Regions from separate parts of the Homo sapiens genome. Here region 2 is linked to region 1. The links are chromatin loops, found by intact Hi-C in ENCODE. Cell type or tissue: K562. All regions are shown on one strand. Each heading gives the region's core, and the rest is flanking DNA. Links, peaks and the distances in the headings are about the cores only.

Region 1 (5,865 bases), core at 389-5,388:
CCTGAGTTCCCGCTAAAAGTTGTTTGTTACTTGGCAAGTGAACAAACCTCGTTTTTAGGGGTGAAACAGGAGGAATAGATTAAACCAGTAAGAAAGTGAGGAGTCAGGGGAGGGAGGTAAATGAGATAAATCCTGAAGTTCACAGCAGCACCTAGTGAAAGTGAATTCCTACTTCAGGAGGGGATTTTTTTGTACATTTGGCAGTTTTCCTAATATTTTGTTGCAACTTTTTGTGTGAGTGCTTCTTTGGATCTGAGGCTCCAGGCTTTCTCTGTGAAGTTTGACACCACAGGGCCTCATGCCATCCGCTAGAGAACCCTAAAGATTTCTTTAGAGTTAGAAATATCTGTAAAAGCAGACTCTGGGTTTTTGCAGAGGCAAGAGGTGGTCAAAAGAATTTTCCCAGTACAAGAAAATCCTCTCCTTTCTGCCATTTCATATCCTCCTCCTCTAGAAATACTTTTCCAGGAGGTTTTCCTGGTTGACCCAGGCAGCTAAGGTAGCAGAGGGCAGGGTAATTCCCAAGTGCCTCCCACACTGAGCAACAGAATTAGACACCACCCATCACCCACATCACATGAGCAAAGGCTGTGAATGCGAAGCCCAGACACTACTCCCTCTGCAACTTTCCTGCGGCCAGTCACTTCTGGAAACCTTGCCCTGCATCCCTCTTCCTTGTCTCAGCTGGAGTGGGGTGAGAAGAGCAGTGGGAAAGCAGCAGGGAAGAGGAGTCAGCCCTGACCACACTTCCCTCCCCAGCTCCTCCCCGTCCAGCAATCTGAGTCTCCTCTGGGAGACAGGCAAACCATGATCCGATAACTGCAGTTGTGTTGTGTTGTTTTGTTTTGTTTTGTTTTGTTTTGTTTTATTTTGTTTTGTTTTTGAGATGGAGTCTCGCTCTGTCGCCCAGGCTGGAGTGCAGTGGCGCGATCTCAGCTCACTGCAACCTCCACCTCCCAGGTTCAAACCATTCTCCTGCCTTAGCCTCCCAAGGATCTGGGACTACAGGCATATGCCGCCAGGCCTGGCGAATTTTTTTGTATTTTTAGTAGAGATGGGGTTTCACCGTGTTAGCCAGGATGGTCTCGATCTCCTGACCTTGTGATCCGTCCGCCTCGGCCTCCCAAAGTGCTGGGATTACAGGCTTGAGCCACTGCACCCAGCCGATAGCTGCAGTTTTTAACACGAAAAGGATTGGGCAATGACAGAGTTGTGAAATCTAGAATCTGGTCCTGATGTTAAAGAACCCAAGATCCAATGGGGAATGAGTGAGTTGACAAAATACAGTTAAAAGAAGTGACTAGAAAACAAAAAAAGAAGAAGAATCATTTCCTGTTTATACTCTGAATGGTTTTAAATCCTTCAATAAATATGTTGCACACAAATAGGCTTGAGATTATCTGCATGCCCTCGTGCCAGGGCCGTGAAGTCATGCCCATCTGTGTCTGTGCAGTTTTACCACCAAGACTGAGCTGTGCAAAGAGACAAATAGCTGTCAGCTTTTCCAAGTAAACAGAAGCAGAAAGAAGGAGTGTCACATCTGACTTTCTACAGAGCACAAAGATTCAGACTTCTAAGGCTATTCACAGGAGGGGAGAGGGGAAAGGATGGGAAGGAGAGACAGGAATAGAGGAAGTGGGGCCGGGAGAGGGATCAGATAGAGGGGAGACCATCTTCACTCAGAGGCTTGGAAACTCCAGGGGAAAAATACAGAAGTTGCCCGGCAGAAAGGGGCCATTTTGTGCAACAACAACCCAGGGGGAACAAAGAAAAAGAAAAAAGAAAACCACCAAGTTGACATTTGTCTACCAGAGTAAAAAAAGGAAAAGAATTGCTACTGGATCTAGCCATAAAAGGACTAACTTAGAGACACTGAAGTACAGGAATTAATACTATCTTCAGCTAAGGAAAGAGACCACTTTTTACTTTTAATTTCAGTATTTCAAAACCACTAGAGTTTTTTTTTTTTTTTTGGCAGGGGGTGTAGGGGATGGAGTCTCACTCTGTCGCCCAGGCTGGAGTGCAATGGCATGATCTCAGCTCACTGCAAACTCTGCCTCCCAGGTTCAAGCGATTCTCCTGTCTCAGCCTCCCGAGTAGCTGGGACTACAGGTGAGCACCACCATGCCCAGCTAATTTTTGTATTTTTACTACAGACGGGGTTTCACCATGTTAGCCAGGATGGTCTCTATATCTTGACCTCATGATCCGCTCGCCTTGGCCTCCCAAAGTGCTAGGATTACAGGTGTGAGCTACCGCGTCCAGCCACCACTAGAATTATTTTGTAAAACTCCAAGGTTAACAAGTTCATGAAAAGAATGAAAACAAAGAGATTAAATTCAGAGCCCTGTTCTGTATCTGAATTCTTTCCTGCAAACCACCTAACTGTAATATTCATACCCATGCCCCTCGAAATGTACGAAGCACATATAGTGCCTGGGACCTTGTGAAAATGCAGGTTCTGACTTGGCTGGTCTGGCGTGGAGGAGATTTTGCATCTCTAGCCAGTTCCCAGGGTTGCCCATGCAGGCCAGTGGATCACACCTTGAGCAGCAAGAATTGAGACCACCCACTGGCTGCCAAAATTTTTCTTTTACAGAATATAGAAGTGAAAAAAAAAATCAACCTTTACCCCCTAGTCTCTAAAAAAAAAAATTTTTTTGTTGCTTATTGACTGAATATTTATTAATAACCCGTAGAAGGCTGAATACAAGAAAAACATAGCTCCCACCTTCCTCCAGCCCATGGAGAAGCTCAGGATTATGAGCCGAGAAACTGTGACATCTTCCCTCGCCTCCAGTCTGGACCAGGTGTGTCCGCATGCCACCTGCTCTGCTAGTGCCAACAGGTCAGCACTGTGCCATCCCATGGGGAGTGTGACCTGCACAGAGAATCCCGTGCTCTGCCCCCAAAGCCCTCATGATTATAGAGAACAGAGTAGAGTTTCTACTGCTCCTTCATTATCCCTGGCCAGGCTCTCCCTCCTTCACCTCATTCTGCTCCAGTGACACATCCCAAGGAACAGACATGCCCAGTTTGAAACAGGGCAGCTCCTGCAAAGCCCCACTCTGGGGTAGCAGAGTCATCTGCCTTACGTGGAAACAGAAAGAAAAGGTCCCAGAACAGAGTGGCAGGGCCTTGCTTTAGGGCAGAGAGGACATTCAGCAGGAGCTGCAAATGTCAGCACCCAAGGTCATCAGGACAAGATAACGAACAGACTTAAGTGGCCCCAGATTTCCAAGTATTTCTACTTCCTCTTTTTGACCATATAGCTGGGCCCTTGATAGAAGGACATTTCAGAAGCCTCTCTCGGCCTCAGACAGTTTTGGCTGATATCCAAAGCAGAAAGCAGAAGCTGCTCTTTCTGGCTTGTTAACGTCTGAGCTCCCGGAAGAGATTATACCAGAAAAGCCTAGGAGATTTACTGGAAATTATACTAGAGGAGACTGTGCTAGAAATGCCTGTGATTATAGAGATTATGCTAGAAGAGATGTTGTGAAGACAAAGGGGGTGGGGTGCCCCTCAGGCGGCACTTAGGGAGTGGGGAGCTGTCCTGGAGACCCTGAGGAGTCAGATGTGGAGGGAGAGGAGAGGCTGGTGGGACCAGGCAACAGAGGGCGATGGTGGCCTGAGGATGTGATGAGACCTCAGGGTGATATGCCAGGAACACCAGCTCCTGGGAACTGCAGCTTTCAGCTGTGGCAAAGGCAGGTGTGGTCCCACACCATGAGAGGCACCCCTTTATGGGGAACCCGGAGGGCTGCACAAAGGGCTCCTCAATAGTAAACAAGGAAGGGATTTTGAAAACGCAGTGCTGGGGCACACCTGATCCCCCTCTCAGGCTGTCCCAAGCTGTCTCCCGTCTCCCAGTGTCTGAGTTTGCTAGGGCTGCCGTAACAAAACACCGACTGAGGGGCTTAAACAGGAGAAATTTCTTTTCTCTCAGTTCTGGAAGGCCAAAGTCCAAGATTTGGCACCAGCGGAGTTCCTCTGAGGCTCTCCTTGGCTAGTAGATGCCGTCTTCTCCCTGTGTCCTCAGGTGGCCTTCCCTCTGGGCCTGTCGGCATTCTGATTGCCTCTAATATGACATCAGACATATTGGATGAGGGCCCACCACAATGATCTCATTTTAACTTAATTACCTCTTTCAAGACACTGTCTCCAAATACAGTCACATCCTGAGCTACTAGGGGTGAGGGCTTCAACATATAAATTTGGAGGGGACAAAAATTCAGCCTCTCACGCCCACCACCTCCCACCCTACCCCAGAAGCAAAAAAGGTTTCCTTCCTGCCTCAAGGACTCTGGTACTCTCCAGGCTTGAGGACCAGCCCTCTGTCCATGCTGCAGTATAGATTGAGATCTTTGCAGATGGAGTTCTGAATATCAACATCTGTGACAACTAAAAGACAACCCCCCTGCCCAACTTTGGCCAAAGTTCCTTGGAGTCAGGGTGGTGAGTGGGCAAGTAACTCAGTCCTATCAAATGTGCCCATGGACACTGAGGTCTGAGCAGCCCTGCGCACTCTGCGTTCTCATGGCTGTTCACGACATGAGCAACGGCAAGCTCAGGGTGCTCTGCCCCTGAGTGTCTGCTACTTTGCATTCTCCTTTCTCATGTTCCTTGTCTTCCTACAGTTCTTCAGCAAGCACACCACCTTCCTGCCTGCTGCATCGCTAACTTGGCAGTCAAGTAACATTTGTTCTTTGTAGTAAAGGGTTTATGCCTCACCTCTTAAGCAGACTGTAAACTTCTTGGTGTCAGAAGCTCTGTCTTAAGTCTGTGTGTATCATAACCCTGCACACAGCAGGACATGGTAGTCGGGAACGGTGAAGGGTCTGAGATCTAACTGTACATGCAGGTCAACAAGTCAGTCTGCCACAGTTTCATGGATGCTGGTAGAAGCCACAAAACCCCGAGTTATGACAAAAAACAATTTATTACACACGGCAATAGCAGTGGCCACGGTAGCAGCATTTTTGCGTGGGTTCTAGGACCCCAGTTCCCACAGACAATGCAAAGAGGCATTGCAGGTGACACCAGCACAGCCGGTGGGCTGGGTTCTAGAAAAGGAACCCTGAGCTTAAGGAATCTGATTCTTTTATAACAGGTGATCATGCCTGTCCTTTGGTCCAGAAGAAGACACTATTTTCCAAGGCTGCCCATTAGGAGGTGAGAACATCTTTGAAAAGGCAGTCAGTGCCACTGCTCACAAGATGTGTGGAAACATGAGACACGGGGAAAGGCAGCCATCCGCATTTTTTGATGGGTTAAGCATTCCCTGAAGCCTGGCTAAGTGAGGCCCCATAGGTTCTTGCCCTGCTAATGGGTCTCTTTCCACACTATCCATTTCAACCCAGCTTGGCTTCTGGGCTTAGCTACTTTACATTTGCCTGTTTAGCAAAGAATTGGGGGCTTCCATTACTCCATCACTGGCAGTAAAATAAATGTTGAGGTTCAGGAGATTCTAAATTCCTCTGAGATTCTAATGTCTTCTTTACTGGGGACTGAGGGAGGGATGGGGACTGCAATGGTTCTGAGTCCAAGTTTTTCTGCCTGATGATTTGTGGGCTCTGGACCCTGGGAAATGAGGAAACCAGCTGGCTACACACCCGCTGCTCATCCAAGGCTGGCTCCCCTTGGAAGGGATTCTTGAGCACTCCACACCCCTCAACAGCGAAACAGAACGTAACATTCTACACTGCAAGCTCCTACATCGGGGCCAGCAAGCTTTGTGTGTAAAAAGCCTAATAGTAAATATTTTATGCTTTGTGGGCCATTCAGTCTCTGTTAAGACTCCTCAACTCTGCCCTTGTGGCACAAAAACAGGTACAATGTGTAAAGAAATGGGTGTGGTTGTGTTTA
Region 2 (5,865 bases), core at 561-5,560, 300 kb after region 1:
GCAGCGACCCCTCCTCCCCAGCTCAGGGGAGCCTCTGGTTGAGCATCTTTTGTGATGTGAAGGCTGATTCCTGGGGCGCCCTTGAGTTTTTTTTGCCTGATCTTAAATTTAACACAACAGGCAGAATTTCCCCTCCTAGAGCCCTCCCCTGACCGACTTCTCCATTGCGGTTTGGAAATACCCCATGGTTCCGTCTACTAGGCCTGGAAGCTCGGCCTCACCCTCGTGAAATCCCGGGAGCCGGTGTCTCACTGTCACCAGACCGACCCAGCCGCGGCTCACACATCCGTTCTCAGCCCTGCTGTTCCCACTCCTGGGCCCTGCTGCCCTGCTGCCCTGCTGTCCCTCCCTCCCCCCTGCCCAGCCTCTCCTGGCACCGTCATCTTTATCCACCTCACCCGTCTTGCGTTCCCACTTTTCTGCTGTAGGCAGTCTTCAAAAGAAAAAAAAAACCACTCCTTCTCCAGTTTCTGCCCTATATCCTTCCTGCGATAGAACTCCTCTCCATCTGCCAAACCATATTGCTTCTGTCCTGCGAAGCGGTGTCCCCACCTTCTTTCTGCGAGGAGGGAGAGGCGCAGACTCCCTGGGCGTTTCCGAGCACAGTCTGAGGCTGGACTGAGACCCAGCCCTCCACCCCCAGCCCCAGGGCGGAACAGACCTAGGCTGTTACATAAACACAGTGTCAGCTGGGAGCCGGGTCCTGTGTTTCCTGGGGCTAAGCCTCTCGGTGGAAAGGGGCGGCAGTTCCGAGTGTATAACAAAGCCTCCCTCACTCTGTTTAGACTTCGGTGAAGGGTTTGTTTGTCCCAGCTCTGAAGGTGACGTGGGACCTGCGGTCAGGATCCATCTGGCTCTGAGGAAGTGCAGTGGGCACTTGGGCCTCCTGTAGTCTCTGCCACTCACAGTCACTTCTGACCCCGTGTCCAGGACAGGAGGAAGCAGGGGATGTTTGGCTTTCCTGTGTTTCAGGACAGGATTTGAGGAGAGGGAGACCATTTTGAAAAGTTCCTTTCCCACCAGAGGCCAAGGAAAGAGAAAACCTGCCCATTACTTGGCCTTAGGGAGTGGAAGAAGTACAGCCTTCAGCTGGGAGGGAGAGCTGGAGGGCTCACTATGTGCAGAGCCTCTGAGCCACCTTCACCTCACTAGTGGGGAAACTGAGGCTCAGAGAAGGGAGGGAGCCAAGCGGATACAGCCAGGGAGAGTATAGGCCTTCAACAGGAGCCCGCTTCCGGCTTGGCACTCACCTGCAGTGAGCGCTCCCTGACAGCTTGGGTTTCCTGGCTGAGTCCTAGAAAGAGGGATGCAGGAGAACGAGGGCCTCAGTCCAAATGGGGACACTGGGCACGTGGAGCGCAGGATGTTGTACCAAGCTAGCCAGGAGCCCCAAAGGAGCCCGGGATCTTTCCAGGACCTGCTGGTCCCAGTCGTTGTGTGCAGGTGAGGGCCCGGCACAGGGGAGGAGCAGGGGCTTGGGGAGGGCCTGGGATCCCTGCTGGCAGTTCCCAGATGGGGGGGGGGGGCTCCCGCCTGGAAGTGGAAGTGGACCTGACTATTAGGTGTGTGTGCCATATGGCTACTATTATGTGTGCCGGAGCTGGGCTTTGTCAGCTGGGTGACTTACTCAGGTTTCTCCATCGTTTTCCCACTAGGGCTTTTTTTTTTTTTTTTTTTTTTTTTAAACAGTTACTTCGAGCATTCCAGCCGGCCTGGCCTGGCCAGCAGAGCGTTCTCACTGTCACCCTTACCCCACTCACTTTCATTCAGTTCACAGATTGCCTGCCCTGGGCTGTGGGCTTGGTGACATCCTAAAGGGACTAAGGTAAAGAGATGTGGGGGTTTCTTGTTTGGGTCAAGCCTCAGCTAGACAGAGAAGGGGCCACAGCTGTGACTGCAGTTGGGTGGCAGCTCAGAGGGAGAGTAAGACGGTGCATGTGGCCGGGTACAGTGGCTCACGCCTGTAATCCCAACATTTTGGGAGACCAAGGCGGGCGGATCACGAGGTCAGGAGATCGAGACCATCCTGGTTAACATGGTGAAACCCCCGTCTCTACTAAAAATACGAAAAATTAGCCGGGCGTGGTGGCGGGCACCTGTAGTCCCAGCTACTCGGGAGGCTGAGGCAGGAGAATGGTGTGAATCTGGGAGGCAGAGCTTGCAGTGAGCTGAGATCGCACCACTGCACTCCAGCCTGGGCAACAGAGCAAGACTCCGTCTCAAAAAAAAACAAAAACAAAACAAAACAAAACGGCATACGCCCTGGCATCCCACAGCCCTCAGCCCTTAGGCACACCTGGGGTTTTAGTGTTTGTGTCTGTTTCTGTTCGTCCTGTGACTTGATCCTGGAGGACTGGCATGATGGTCCCCATGTTTGTGCCAGGGTGCTCTCTTGAGCTTTCCTTACTGTTCCTGGGTGGGCACTCCCTGGCCGGGCCCTGCATTCCGCCGTGGGCCCTGCTGCACCACACACTGCTGAGGTTCCCTTCAAAGATGAGGACTGGGGGGGTCTGGGATGGGTGCCGGGGACATGCATCTGGAGCCAGCCCAGGCCCCTCTGGCAATTCGTTGGTTTAGGGACTGAGTGTCTCATGGGGGCCTGGTTGCTTATGCAGGACTTTGCTCGCAAGAGTTCTAGCAATTCTGAAAAAGAGCATAACCATGTGGGTGCTAGTAGCCAGGGAAAGCTTCATTTGTTCCAGATACATTCATTTAGCTCCTACTGTGCGGCCCAGTTGCATCTAGCACAGTGAAAAGCAGACAATCAAAGGAGAGACAGGGAGCGAAGGGGCCAGAAGGTCTGGGCTTGGTGCACCTGGAGAGAACGACTCAGCCTGTAGGAGGTGCCAGAGAGGCACTGGGAGTCCAGAAGGAGACCTAGATTTTCAGAAGACCAGGGCAGGGCAAAGGTCAGAGACTTGGGAAACCTCATCACGACTTCTTTCTTCCGGGTCAGAAGCCAGAACAGGAAGACCTGTCCAGCCTGATCTCAGGCTGCATGGCCTCGTGGGAACCCCTGGTACCCTGCTCCATCCAGGGTCTCAGCTCTGGCTCTCCCCAGCAGTGGTACCCCACAGATGAAGCAGTCCTTGTCCCTATGATGCCACCTGGCAATCTTCCTGTATCATTTATTTCTTTCCTCAAACGTGTGCCAGGCCTGGGGGTCCGGAGGATTCCCACATAGAGGAAACAGGATGATGAAGATAACGGAGGCAGGAGAACATAGTGTGGCTCTCGGAACGGCAAGTTGGACTCTGCAGCTCGGGTGTTGAGTTGTAGGAGATGGGTGGGTGAGGTGGGCAGGACCCTGGTGAAGGAGTATTTCATGCTTTCTCCAGTATTTATTTCCACCCTGCCGTGTTCCTAGAAACCGCAGGAGTTGGTGCGTCATTCTGCGAAAGATGGGCGTCACAAGCGTTTAAGCCTTTGAGAAGGCTTGAGCCACGCCAGCATCCACACCGCTCGTTTGTGCTTGTGAGCCCCCTACCAGCTGTCAGTGCGTCCCTGGCCCAGAAGTGGAGGGAACGAGGTACGCTTCTTGGAAAGCAGGTGTAGCCTGGGAGAGCCAAGGCTGGGGGGAGACAGACACCCCCGTAAGAACTCCCATGTCCGTGTGTGGCATTGCCTAAACATCCACCTGTTGTGTTAGTTTCTTTTTAATATGCAGGTAACTGGAAATTAGTTTAATCTGATGCTTTCCTCCTGACCCCTAGCTGACTTAAACCATTGCAGGCCAAGTGGTAAGGGAGCTTATTTTGGAGCGCAGAGTTGAGGTAGGGAAGGGGGGTGAGCCCAGCCACGTGCTTTGAGGGCGCAGAGATTGGGTGGTGCATGTTCCACCCGTGAATGTTCTTCCCTCTGCCAGGCTCACTGCTGGGGGTTGGAATGAGGCTTTGCAACACTTTGCATCTCATAGTTTATTTTCCCAGAGGAGGGTCTTTTTTGGATTTGCAAGTATTTCCATTTCACAAGTGAGACAGCCTAGGACCTAGATTAAGTAACTTTCCTGAAGCCACGCAGTGAGGGGAGGAAGCAGGGATTTTCTCTGGTTCTCCAACTCCAGGTCTCTGTGGTTTGCCTTGCATGTATGGGCTGAATAAGTGTTGTTGGCCACACCACATCAGCCCTTAAAAGCTGCTTCTACAGGAAACTTTATGGGAGTCAAATGGACCAGAGTTTAACTCTTGGAAGCCTTTAGAATATAATTTTAGGGTGAATTAGGCCTCCTGCTCCCTACTATAATTTTCTTCTGCTCCCCACTATAATTTTCTTCTGGACGTCTTCAATCCCCAACTGAATTGAATGGTGGCTCTCTGAGGCGTCTGTCTCCCATGGGTAGCACGGATGTAGCGTACAATAGACAGATGCTTGCTCAAGAAACATATATATGTATGTATGTATTATATGTATGTATATGTGTGTGTATATATATTTTTGGAGACAGGGTCTCCCTCTGTTGTCCAGGCTGCAGTGCAGTGGTGCAGTCCTAGCTCACTGTAGCCTCAAAATCTTGGGCTCAAGCGATCTTCCACCTCAGTCTCCCAGGTAGCAGAGACTGCAAATATGCACCAGCACACCCAGCTAATTTTTTCATTCTTTGTAGAGATGGGGTCTTGCTATGTTGTTTGGCCTGGTCTTGAACTCCTGGACTCAAGCAATTTTTCCACCTCGGCCTCCCAAGGTGCTGGGATTACAGGCATGAGCCACCACGTCCGTGCCCAAATATGTATTTAATTTAAATTTCATTTTAATGTGTTTAAGGGATGAAAGTAAATACATGCTTGTTACAAGCCATTCAAATGTAGAAGTAGGAAGGTGGCTGCCCGGCCTCCCCTCTCCTGGGAGGATCTGTGGTGAGCAGTCGGATGTGCATCCTTCTGGTCTTTTTTCTATTAACGACTCTTTGCTGGATTTGCTGTTACTAGGCTTTCGCAGCAAACGTGGGATTGTTGTGGAAAATGCTTTGCTGGGAGAAGGGGAGCCGGAGATTCACAAAAGGAGGCTCCCGTGTTCATTTGCGTATTTGGCAGCTCCTAGGCTGGGAGTCAGGATACCTGGGTTCCCGTCCCTGCTCTGCCACTAACTGGCTGTGAGAGCTGGGGCAAGTCTGCTCTGGGTGCGTCTTCTGAGAGTCACATTCTGGTTGTCTATGCAGCTAGGGGTGACCCTGGCGTGAGTATCTGGAACAGGCCAGGCTTGGCTCCCTGGCCGGGGGTCTTGTCTGTCAAGTGAGCACCTGAGCTGGGGTCCCTGAGATCTGTTCTGAGGCTGCCTCTGTCATGCAGCACTTTGAGATGCGCCCCCCTTGGAGCCCTCCAGGAGCTGAGAATCAGAAGAGATCCTGTGGGGAGAGGTGAGATTTTCTGTACCTCTGTTTCCTTACCTGAGGTGGGTCATAACAAAGCTCTGCCGCTTGGTAGTGCTGAGGATTGAGACCCCCAACGCGGTGTGCTTAGAACAGTGCCTAGCGTGTCATAAGCACAGGTGAAATATCAGGCATTATTCTGAAAGGCGGCAGGGTATCCTGTGTAAGGGAATGCTGTTTATTACGTGCCGCCTTGTACGCTTGTCTCGTTATTGCTTTTGGACAAATTTTCAGAAGAAAATGGTCAGACTCTGGGGTCGGCACATTTTTAGGACGTTTGCGGCACTCTGGCACCCTGCCCTCCAGAAAGGCCATTTGATTTTCAGGCATAGAGACAGCCTGGAGTTCCCTGCCCCACTTCCCCGGCACCCCTTCTTCATCTGATACGTAAGAAAAAAAAAAAAAAGACTAAATGACTCTCGTTGTTTTACTTTGTTTGACTTTGATTACTAGTTGATCACTAGCTATTTCATTATTGGATTCACTTTGACTATTAGTGA

Evidence for each region. Peaks named below come from ENCODE experiments on the same cell type or tissue, not always from the same donor. Only the 100,000 strongest peaks of a DNase experiment are listed, where the experiment ranks them.
Region 2: a loop joins it to region 1, with 4 times the contacts of the local background. A loop is called at or near these places in 2 of 110 quality-filtered maps.

The regions. Positions count from the first base shown.
Region 1 is chr7:150,784,533-150,790,397 of GRCh38, forward strand. No RefSeq gene overlaps it. Among named protein-coding and RNA genes, the nearest start is that of TMEM176B, 13 kb to the right of the region's middle. In K562, for the core only: no CTCF peak of the experiment used is centred there; a DNase peak (open chromatin) is centred at 3,289; H3K27me3 peaks cover 2,719 bases.
Region 2 is chr7:151,088,723-151,094,587 of GRCh38, forward strand. All of the region lies in intron 1 of AGAP3 (ArfGAP with GTPase domain, ankyrin repeat and PH domain 3), which reads left to right. LOC124901778 (a long non-coding RNA gene) reads left to right here and starts at 281. Exons shown (of 2, transcript XR_007060595.1): 1 at 281-1,443. RefSeq lists enhancers at 806-1,316, 1,317-1,826, 1,952-2,457, 2,458-2,963. In K562, for the core only: a CTCF peak has its summit at 2,851; a DNase peak (open chromatin) is centred at 2,859.